2 separate regions of the Homo sapiens genome follow, and region 1 is linked to region 2. A link is a loop called in an ENCODE intact Hi-C map of the cell type or tissue named here. Cell type or tissue: sigmoid colon. All regions are shown on one strand. Each heading gives the region's core, and the rest is flanking DNA. Links, peaks and the distances in the headings are about the cores only. Region 1 overlaps HADH (hydroxyacyl-CoA dehydrogenase). Region 2 overlaps SGMS2 (sphingomyelin synthase 2).

Region 1 (5,381 bases), core at 177-5,176, 96 kb after region 2:
CTGGGATGTAGAACCACCCTCTATTAGCATATTAGTTATTGGACTCTGGGTGAGGTTGGAGATACTGTCATTCCTAGAGGGTAGAAGAGGTAGGGCTCACAGGCAACAGAAAATAATGCTATGGGATATGTTTGGACATTTTTTAGAGCAGAAATGGCACTTCAGTCAGTCAGGTTTTGGCATTTTCCTGCCATGTTCTGCCTCCAGCTTTAATCACTTGCCCCTTGCTTGAGTTTCTTCTTTCTTCCCCTCTCCCTTCTCTCTTATCTGTGGTAGGCACACACACCTCACTCTCTAGTTCTCCTGGGACCACAGGAAGATAATGTGGATGTTCTCTGTGGCTCCCCCTGTTATATTCATGATGTTATTATTTCTGGTAGTGGTATTCTAATCTCAAAAGTACAGGCTATGAGGTCCCTGCCAGGGTTTAGATGCTAGCCTTCCTATCCTGCCTTTAGGAACCTTGGGCAAATCACTTAACTCCTCTCTGCCTCTTTACTTACCTGGGAATAATGAGACTCACCTGACAGCTGTGAAAGTTAAATGAACTAATATACAAGCTCCTAGAATAGCATTAGTGTGTTTGATAGTAACTGTCTGATAAATATTAGCTGCTTTCACATAGACCCATCAGACCTGATCTAGTGAGGATTTCTCTTAGATTGTCTTCACTGTCGGAAGAGTTTTGATATAGGGAGTTCCAGCAATTCTAAAGATGTTAAGACTTATTTATGTGGGTTGTTGAGAAAGATAGTGTACCATTTACTGGTTTTTGTAGAGCTAAAACCACTCTACAAAATATGACACTTTATTCTGTTCAAAGAATTTTGATTTATTTAATTTCATGTGACCATTACAATAATCACCCCTGCAGAGATGGTTCCTGGGGTCAATGGTCAGAGGCAGAGCTGGGGTTAGAACTTGAGTTCTCTTCTGTTCTGCTGCCTGTAAATCCCCAAGCCTGAATTCAGTTCTGCCTGCACCTCTGGCAAGTGCTGTATTGTGGGGAGAAGTGTGGCATCCATGGCAGGGGATCCTCTGTGGCTCTCTGGAATCAGTACATCCCAGGTTGACGTCTCCTTGGCTCTGGACTCAAAGTTAGTCTACCTGCTGGTCGTCTACATCAGGGTGCTGTGCTGCCATCCTTCTGCCCATGGTAGACTCAAACTCACCTGCCAAGATCTAATTCATTATTTCCCCTCCAGCTTTTTCCAGAGAGCTTGCCCCTCCTGTTGCTGCAGTTGTTCTTCCAGCCACATGTACTCTGAAGATGGGATCACAATCAGTGTCTCCATACCAGAAAAGGCTCTGTAACTTTTTGGTCATGGGAGAGCTCTTTCCTCTGCCCTCTCCTTTGCAGTTCCTAGACCAGGTGTGTTAACCTGAATTGTCATGGGAGCCTCTTAATTGGTCCTTTCAGCAAAAACTAAAAGAAAAAACCCACTCATCATGGCAAACATTGTCATATTAGTCTTCCTGGAGAGGCATTTGGATTTATAACTCTCCTCTACCCGGAAAGTGTCCATCATAGCAACATCTTCCAGGGATTCTTAAATATAACGATGCTGTTGACATGTCTGGTTATCCCTTTACCTTTTCAGAATTTGTGGGAGGTGAGAAGTCTGGGAGAGGTTATCTGGGTTATTATGAAACCTACACACTTACTGAATTAAAAAAAAACTATGTAACACAATTCTAGTCTAAAAATGGGCGCACACTTTCTTTGCCTTTTAGAAATACTTTTTGAAATGTAAAATTCGAAGTCTAATAAAGGAGTCTGTCCAATTAATTTAACTGTTTGAAGAAAAAAACCAGTCCAGGCATGGTGGCTTACGCCTGTAATCCCATCACTTTGGGAGGCTGAGGCGAGCAGATCACTTGAAGTCAGGAGTTCGAGACTAGCCTGGCCAACAAAGTTAAACCCTGTCTCTACTAAAAATACAAAAATTAGCTGAGCATGGTGACACATGCCTGCAGTCCCAGCTATTCAGGAGACTGAGGTGGAAGAATTGCTTGAACCCAGGAGGCGGAGGATGCAGTGAGCCAAGATCACACCACTACACTGCAGCCTGGCCAACAGAGCAAGACTCCTTCTCAAAAAAAAAAAAAAAAAGAACAAACCAGCTGGTTGTGGTGGTGGTGGTTGACATCCTCAACAGAACAGCTTTTGCTAATTGTTGAAGTCAGGGAAGACAACTTGTGCTGATGGCAGAGTTCAAGACATTACACAACCAGAGACAATCATAAACCCAGAAATGCCAGCCCTGAGAGATGCAACTGATGTATGACTTTTTTCCTCTCTGGATCAAACCATGACAACCGTAAAAGGCAGGCCTTGCTGTTAAGGCGCTGCAGCCTCTGAAGCACAGTTGGCCTCAGGGAGCTCTGACTCAGTCTACTTATTCTGGGGATCTGAAGAAAGTCAGAAATCATGTGTGGTAGATAGTTTGCATAACTTTGGGATTTTCCAGAGAGAGGATGAAAACGGTGGCCCTCCTTGTAATGTCTAGGCACATGGGACATCCAGTGGAACTGTTGAGGGAGGAGATGGGAGGGAGACCAGTCACCAGACCAGTTGATGTAGGTCTCATAGACTCACCACTCAAGTTGTGCTTCGGAGAAAGCTGCTTCAAATCTTCTTGATACATTTACAAAGATAAATAAATCCAGTGTGCTTCTGCTTGGCATGTTTACTTGGTCCTGTGGTCAGAGTGCTCTGGGGCTTTGACAAATGTGCTAGTCACTTAGCCTATTTTTACAACTCTGAAGCAGCCGTGTCTAAAAATATTTCCTCTCTGGCTGAGCCTGCCTTCCACCAGGCCTAGAAAAGTCATGGAGCTGAGGACATAGCCTTCAAATATTTTTTTTTCCATTGCAGACTGCTTGTCCTCAAGGTCTTACCAGCATGTAGGTCACTGTAATATAAAACATGAGTTCTCAATGGATTGATTTAAATTGTGGTCACTCAAACTGCCAGGAAGAGTCCTCCTCATTTGTTGTAAAAATAACAGATGTCTATGAAAGGAGAAGAAGAAGGCCTTTCTTTTTTTGCAGTTCATTTCTCCACTGCCTTCTCCATCCCAGAAAGTTGGCGGTAACTTGGGTGTTACTGAATTACTCAGGAGAATGAATTGTACTTGTTTCTCTGTAGTTATTTTCTAAATAAGAGGTTACGTTATCAGGAGAGGCCATCAGCTACAGCAGTGGAAAGAGCCACCAGGTCTCATCTTGACTTTACCAACAAATGTCTTTATTCAGTCAACATTCCCTGAGGGCCAGCCACAGCCAGGCAGGGTCTAGGTTCTCAGTGTACAAAGATGAATGACATTTGGTCAGGAGCCTACAGTAGAGGAGTTCAGATTACTATAACACAGTTTGGTAGGTGCTGTGGTACACAGATGCAGGGATGTTACAGGGCATATGGGGGACATCTAGCTTAGGGCTGAGAGGATCTTGGGGAGTAGGCTTACTAACTGGAAATGATTGTTTTGTTTTGTTTTGAGACAGAGTCTCTCTCTATCACCCAGGCTAGAGTGCAGAGGCGTGATCTTGGCTCACTGCAGTGTCCACCTCCCAGGTTCAAGCAATTCTTCTGCCTCAGCCTCCTGAGGAGCTGGCATTGCAGGCGTGCACCACCATGCCTGGCTAATTTTTGTATTTTTAGTAGAGACAGGGTTTCACCATGTTGGTCAGGCTGGTCTCTAACTCCCGACCTCATGATCTGCCCGCCTTAGCCTCCCAAAGTCCTGGGATTGCAAGTGTGAGCTACCGCGCCCGGCTGATTTTTAGGCTTAGTTAATAGGTGAAGTTGGGGAGAAGGTGAGGCCAAGAGAAGGGCTGGAGTTGAGAGGCAGATGTAGGGAGCTACTGGCCTTGTGGTGGTGTTAAGACTGTCATGCATGAGGCAATAGTTGTGTTCTTTTTGTTTTTTTGTTTTTTTTTCTTAGTAATAGCCATCCTAATGGGTATGAGATCAGAGGTTTTTAACATTATACTGTGATGGACATTAGAGATTTCATGAATCTCCTTCATGGTTCCCGAAAGGTTGGTAAAGATTCCTTCTCTGACCTTTGTTGTACATATTGGTCTTCAATATGCATTCTTATGGAAAAAGGTGTTCATGGCTAAAACATTTGAGAGCCGCCACACTGAATGATCTCTGGGTTGTCTTCCTCCTCTCAAAATTGATGATCCTGATTATCTGTAGCTAATAAGCCTGAACAATAAATGCTTTCGCCAATCTCTTAAAGTAGTTGAGAAGCTAGGTGTGTTAGTTTCCCTTCTGTGATAGAGAAGAAACCTGTGTTGGAGAGCAGTGAGCTTATGTGTCTGTGGCCATCTCTGACCTGATTCACACATGTGCCCCTCACAGACAGGCACAGACACAGGGTTGGCATGCCTCTAGCCTTACAGCCTCTTGGATGAAAGGTATAAGACACATTCACATGTTGGAGTGAATTAAGCACACATCCATTTTGAAATCACAGGGCTGGATACCACTTAAAGAATATTGATCTTGCATTGGGCAACGCATAGCAACTGCCCTACATTTCCCCTTTTACCTAGCGTCACAACCACCAGTACTAGAAAGCAGTTAATCTGCTCACCAAAATAACAGAGAGAGACTTTAGTGGCATTTTTTCCACTTGGTAATTGACTAGACTCTGGCTATTAGCTCCTTTTTTTTCCTTACTATCCTTTTCAAACTAATAACGTGACTTCTCATAATTTTAAAGTAACTTGATGCTTACACAAAGTTTATCATAAAGGTTTCTAGCAACAAAACCAGTCATGACTTCTTGAGAACTTATTTCTAAAATAATTTACAAATTGAGACTTATGAAAAAATAGCTCTGTCATTCAAGTGTTCATTTCATGAGTATGAAATATCTCCCTTGTGCTAGACATCAGGCCAGGTAAAAAGTAAGATGTGATTGCTGCTCTTGAGAAACCTACTGTCTAGTGGAAGAAATACAGGTATGAACAACTAATTGTAATGAAGGCACAGACAGCCTACCTGTCATATCTGGGATTTGATCTGAAACAGATGAAAGTTATAATAGTTTACATACCTTACCTTAAAGTATGGTTTTTAAATACTTAAGATGTGATATGACATATAGTGTGTATATATATCTTATGCTAAGGAAAAAGGGACATTAAAAAAGCTTATGTTAAAAGATATATGTATACATTGTACTGCCTGTATGTTTGTGAAATTTGTATTTACTGGAAATTCTCATTGGCCTGTAGATAGGAGTGTTCCTAAGCACCCTATATTGGGATTTGTGGTAACAGCAGCTTGACAACCTGAAGTGGATGATGCAACAGCACTTTTGAAAGGTCTCTCCGTACTATCTTGATTTCATCATCTAAAGTTG
Region 2 (5,381 bases), core at 252-5,251:
TGTGGAGTCCCACTCATCTCTTAATCCCCAGAGCCCAGAGCTGACAGACCTAACTATACAACAGAAAAGGAGCTGTCCTGTTCAGCTGGACTAAAGACATTCAGACCCATGATGCCCATTCAGATACCCATGAGGCAATGGTACAGTGGCAGAGCCCTTCCCTTTTGAAGACAGGATCCTCCGTCATCCACTGGGAAGCCTGCCTCAGGCTGAGGACTCAGGTCATGAAGCACAGGGGCTGATGTTAGGACAACGTTCTTCTCACAAAAATATAAAGTGAAAAATGACTTGTGGGATTTTTTTATCCTTTTTTTGATCAAGATTGAATGAAATAATCAGCTTACACATTCACTATTAAATGTAATTAACTGTATGAGAACACTTTGGACATTTTCAAGATAGAGTTTTTTGAAAATCTAGTCATAGAGAAAATAGTTCATGCCCGTATTGTCAAAATACCTTCAGATGGTCCTCAAATAAACCCTGCTTATATACCGTGGGCTAAATGTGTTGTCACATTTCCCTATGTGTCTAATTATGTAATGTCACCTTGGCTCATTAGTTAATTCCTCTGTTACTGTGGCTTGCTTATTCCTTTCATATGTTCTCAAGAAAGGGTTTTAATGCAGTGAGTTGACTGAAAATACAGACAGGTTCATTCTCTGGCAAAGAGTGCTTTTGAGGAGAGGTGACTATGTAGACTCTTCGTCTACTTTAGTTCCCCCACCCCACACACACACATCCTTTGGAAGCCAAACCACCTAGATTTATTGCAGTATGTGAATCTTCATTTCTGAAAACTGTGGTGCAAATCTCTCCATGAAACTGTAGGGATGGGCAACTCAAAAGTAAGCCTTTAAACTCTGTGAAACTGTGGTTTGTTTGTTAATGCCATTCTGTACTGATTATTCTTTATCCTGTTAAACATTGTTTTATTTTTCATTAGGAGTAAAACCAACCAGTAAACTTGTTTTTCCCCATCCCTATTTTTTCTTTTAGGTCAATAGTGGGACGCAGATTCTGTTTTATTATTGGAACTTTATACCTGTATCGCTGCATTACAATGTATGTTACTACTCTACCTGTGCCTGGAATGCATTTCCAGTGTGCTCCAAAGGTCAGTACCTCCAAACTGCCACTTAGAAGAAATCAGGCAAACAGTTATTGATCACTTACCCTGTATTATACATTCTTCTAGACACTTCCCTATGTGTTAGCTGAAATCTAGCATCTTTTCTATTTTCTATTTAGATTTGAGGGGAAGAAATTAAAATGTATTTATAAAATATATACCTTTTGTGCTAAAAAAATGTATTTTCTGTTAACTGAAAATTACCATTGGGGGTTTGACTCTGCTTTTTTACCTTCTCATTTACTTATTCATTAATGCTTTCATTCTACAGGCATTAAGCTTATGTACCAGGGATTGTAGTAACCCAAACAATGTCCCTCTTCTGGAGCTTATATTCTATTGAGGGATGACAAATTATAAACAAATTCATAATTTGTCACATGCTGATAAGTCAGGTGATTGTCAGGTGATTGTCACAAGCAGAACAGCAAAGCTGAGTAAGGTGAAAGGGTGCTTGAGGGTTCTATTTGATATAGAGGTCAGGAAAGCCTTCTTTAATAACGAGGCATTTGGGCAGGAACCAAGACAAGGAAGTGAGCCATGTGGACGGCATGAGAGCTGCAGGCTAAAACATTGCTTATTCACAGTGGGTTAAAGGAAGAGTAGGGAGGCCGGTGTCTCAGAGTGGAGTTGTGAAGGGTTGGGGTGTGCAGACCACAGATCACATAGGGTCTTGCAGCCTAGTATAGGAACTTTAGCCTTAGTGGTAGCAGTGGAAATAATGAGAAGTTGTTCAGTTCGGGATATAGGATATGCTAATAAGTTGGATATGGGTTTGACAGAAAGAAGTCAAGGATGACCCCAAGGTTCTTTAGCAGCTGGAAAGAGAGAGTGGCCTTTGACTGAGATAGTGTGTGAGGATGTCTTCTGAAACCATCCTAAGAAGGAATTACAGTTTATCCAGGAAGAGCGAGTTCTTGAGAGAGCTGTTAATCATCTCGGACTTCAGTGCACCCTGGTTTACAAAATGGAAAATTACAAATCATGTGCTTTCTGGACAAAGGAATGAAGTCTAACATCATATTTTACTGAACACTAAGCAGATGTCTGAGGTGAAAGAAAAATCAAGCTTCTCTGAAGACGTCCACAGTCTCCCTCACCAAATATAGGTGTGGTTTGGAGAAGCTATACTTTTCCAAAGCCATCAAAGCAGAAAATATCTGTAATTAAAACTGTGCATATTGAATTTAAACACTGGCCGATTTTAGTGAAGCTAATTTAAGGCGTGGGAGAAGTTCAGAAGTGTAATAAACACTTCTAAGGGGCTATTGCAATGTGTTAAATGGAGAAATGGCCACAGAAAAGAAGGCAAACCCATCTTAGTAACGGATGAGGTTTGCAGGATGAATTGCTATGATTACAGAAAGAAAGTAAATTAAAGATTGTCCTCTGTGGAAGAGTTGCAATCTTTGGAAGCCACATCAGTGCCGTTGGATAGCCAAGCTACAAATAGTCATAGTGGAACCTCTAGTAACATCCTTACTAATCATCTCCCAGGTTCACTTGTCGGGACCCCTTCCTGAAGCATAAGCAAGCCATATATGCCTGAATCATGGTTCAGTAAAACAAACACAAATCACTTAGTTTGACTAGAGGTGAGGTGCTTTTACAGAACAGGCATCAGAGTTGTGTTCTAAATTTGGTTCATCTGCTGGCTTTGGGTGCTGCTTAGATTTTTATGGTTACAAAGCTATTACAAAATCTTGTCTCCTGTGTTGCTGACTCTATAGGAATGTCCTTCATGAGTATAAGCATGGCAGAACTTTGTATGTGGAAGCCACTCACTATGGAAAAGTGTCATATCTGTTATAGTAATTGATGCCTGTACAACTTGTAACTCACCAGACATGCTTACAAGAGCCAACACAGTGAAAGCTTTGCTTTCCTAGTTTTCCAGTTGCCTGCTCCCTTATGTATCCTATGGTTCACTTTTAATTTTTTGCTTATAATTTGCTTCAACCTCCAACCCAAGTTTTGATTTACAGTCAGACAATCTGTGTTCTTCAAAGTGTGTTTACATAAGTGTTGGCCCCATTATTATAAAAGGATTATGTGAAATGATTTAGCTTTGCAAACCTATTTTTCCACATACAAGAATGTTTGGCTGGGAGAGCAACATTCCCTTCCCTGAGAAAGCTTTCTAGGGCGAGCTATCCCTCATCTTGGCCATAGGTGGCCAAACACTTACCTCCTTCTTCTTCTTTTTTTTTTTTTTCTGAGATGAGTTTTGCTCTTATTGCCCAGGCTAGAGTGCAATGGCGCAATCTTGGCTCACCGCAACCTCCACCTCCCAGGTTCAAGTGATTCTCCTGCCTCAGCCTCCCAAGTAGCTGGGATTACAGGCATGTGCCACCATACCTGGCTAATTTTGTTTTTTCCTTTTTTTTTTTTAGTAGAGACAGGGTTTCTCCATATTGGTCAGATTGATCTTGAACTCCTGACCTCAGATACTTACCTTCTTAATGGAAGAAACAGTGTAGATGATAAGCTTTCCTTTTTGGCAGCAGCCAAGTTGGTCTCTCCTGTACCTAATGTGCCACCCATTGCACTCCAGTCTGGGTGAAAGAGCAAGACCCTGTCTCAAAAAAAAAAAAGGTCTTTCTGTATTTCTCTTCCATGTATTCTATTACATGATTTTTTTTTCTGAGCATTGTTCTTTGATTTTCTCAATTTGCTTTATACTTATCTGATCTGAATCCCCCACCCTATCTAGCCCCTCAATAATTCAGTATTCCAATTTTCTATGCCTACAGTTTGGACCAACTCCTTCCAGTATGATTAAATTGTAATGGGGTACAAACCTCTCTGGCCCCTGGCCTAGCCCAGCGTTGTTTCTCACTGTCATCACAGTGGCTTTGCAGGGCTGCTGCACCTTGTCCAGAGGAGCTCTCCCAGCCTCCTGCCGTAGCACACAGGCTATTTCTTTAGGGGATGTTTTTCCTAATCAAAGCTACTCATTTTTAAAGCTGCCAGTACATCCCTAATCCATCATTTTCAAACCTATTTAAATTATTTAATGAGTTGCAACTCCTCTTCTTAATTGTAAATGTTTTGATCAGACATTAATGCAGCTATATATCTGTCCACTTTAGGCTGCCCACCTAATACAAGATACCAATACACTGCAGAGAATATTGGTAATGTGGTATGCAGCTGAATCAAATATTAACCATTCAAAACCCTCACTTCCCCCTGCAAAAAGAAAGTAGCTTTGATCTGCTTTTTAGCACGTAGCTGTGGTGAAGTCATTGGTTATTAATATTTTTAAAAGCTTTGCCCAAGGACACACCACCACCAAGACATATTATTAGTAACATATTGAATAATTTAAAACGTCAATAAAGCTTGCCAATAAATGAATAAAACCCAGTTTGAGGAGCTTCTCCTTGGATTCTTTTTGACTTTCTAGGTTAAAAAGAAAAAAAAAATCACAACCTGGTGTCCTTTCTAAGAGTCACACAATTAGACTGAAACATGATTTTAGCCACTTGTAAATTCCCTTCTTAATCTTCTTGTGTCATTCAGCTCAATGGAGACTCTCAGGCAAAAGTTCAACGGATTCTACGATTGATTTCTGGTGGTGGATTGTCCATAACTGGATCACATATCTTATGTGGAGACTTCCTCTTCAGCGGTCACACGGTTACGCTGACACTGACTTATTTGTTCATCAAAGAATGTAAGTAATAGCCCATTCCCACTGAACTGATAGCTGTAGTGGGAGGGATCCCTGGGCCCTGAAATTGATAGGAGCCCTTATTCTCTTGGGATTGATAAGCTGTGAAAGAGACGGATGTGTGTGTATATATGTATGTGAATGTGAATGTGTGTGTGTGCGTGTGTGTCTGTATATATATAAAATATAAAATTTCAACTAGTCATATGTGATTTGAACCCTGAAGGCTTAAAACCTGGCCCTGGCTTCTCTCTAGCATTTAACATGCCTCTAAAACATCTCCCTTCTTGGTTAGTACTTCTTAAGGTATGAAAAGCTATCTTAATATTGGAATTAATTGTTAATTTTATTGCAAAAAGGATTGGTACATTCTAAAGACAGATGTAATGACCTTTGAATTATTTGTAGGACACTTCCATTCTAGCATTCCAAATAATTCGGTTAATGTGTTCCCCTTTTTAAAACATTTCCAAGTCCCACTTTATTCTAATTTCATCATCATCTAGCACTTTCTGTGCTTTCATAGGAGTCTTCATGGACCATTTTGCCAATACCGATTATTTTCTTCTCAAT

The links. A loop is a pair of places that touch in the nucleus more often than their neighbours do. Peaks named below come from ENCODE experiments on the same cell type or tissue, not always from the same donor. Only the 100,000 strongest peaks of a DNase experiment are listed, where the experiment ranks them.
Region 1: a loop joins it to region 2, with 12 times the contacts of the local background. A loop is called at or near these places in 3 of 110 quality-filtered maps.

The regions. Positions count from the first base shown.
Region 1 is chr4:107,994,798-108,000,178 of GRCh38, forward strand. All of the region lies in intron 1 of HADH (hydroxyacyl-CoA dehydrogenase), which reads left to right. Among named protein-coding and RNA genes, the nearest start is that of HADH, 7.6 kb to the left of the region's middle. In sigmoid colon, for the core only: no CTCF peak of the experiment used is centred there; DNase peaks (open chromatin) are centred at 2,344 and 2,744; H3K27ac peaks cover 802 bases.
Region 2 is chr4:107,898,576-107,903,956 of GRCh38, forward strand. It overlaps SGMS2 (sphingomyelin synthase 2), which reads left to right. Exons shown (of 7, transcript NM_001375905.1): 4 at 1,000-1,117; 5 at 4,658-4,811. The region is part of intron 1 of CYP2U1-AS1 (CYP2U1 and SGMS2 antisense RNA 1); the gene reads right to left. LOC107986298 (a long non-coding RNA gene) reads right to left here. Exons shown (of 2, transcript XR_001741784.2): 2 at 5,136-5,381. Among named protein-coding and RNA genes, the nearest start is that of CYP2U1, 30 kb to the right of the region's middle. In sigmoid colon, for the core only: a CTCF peak has its summit at 3,302; no DNase peak of the experiment used is centred there.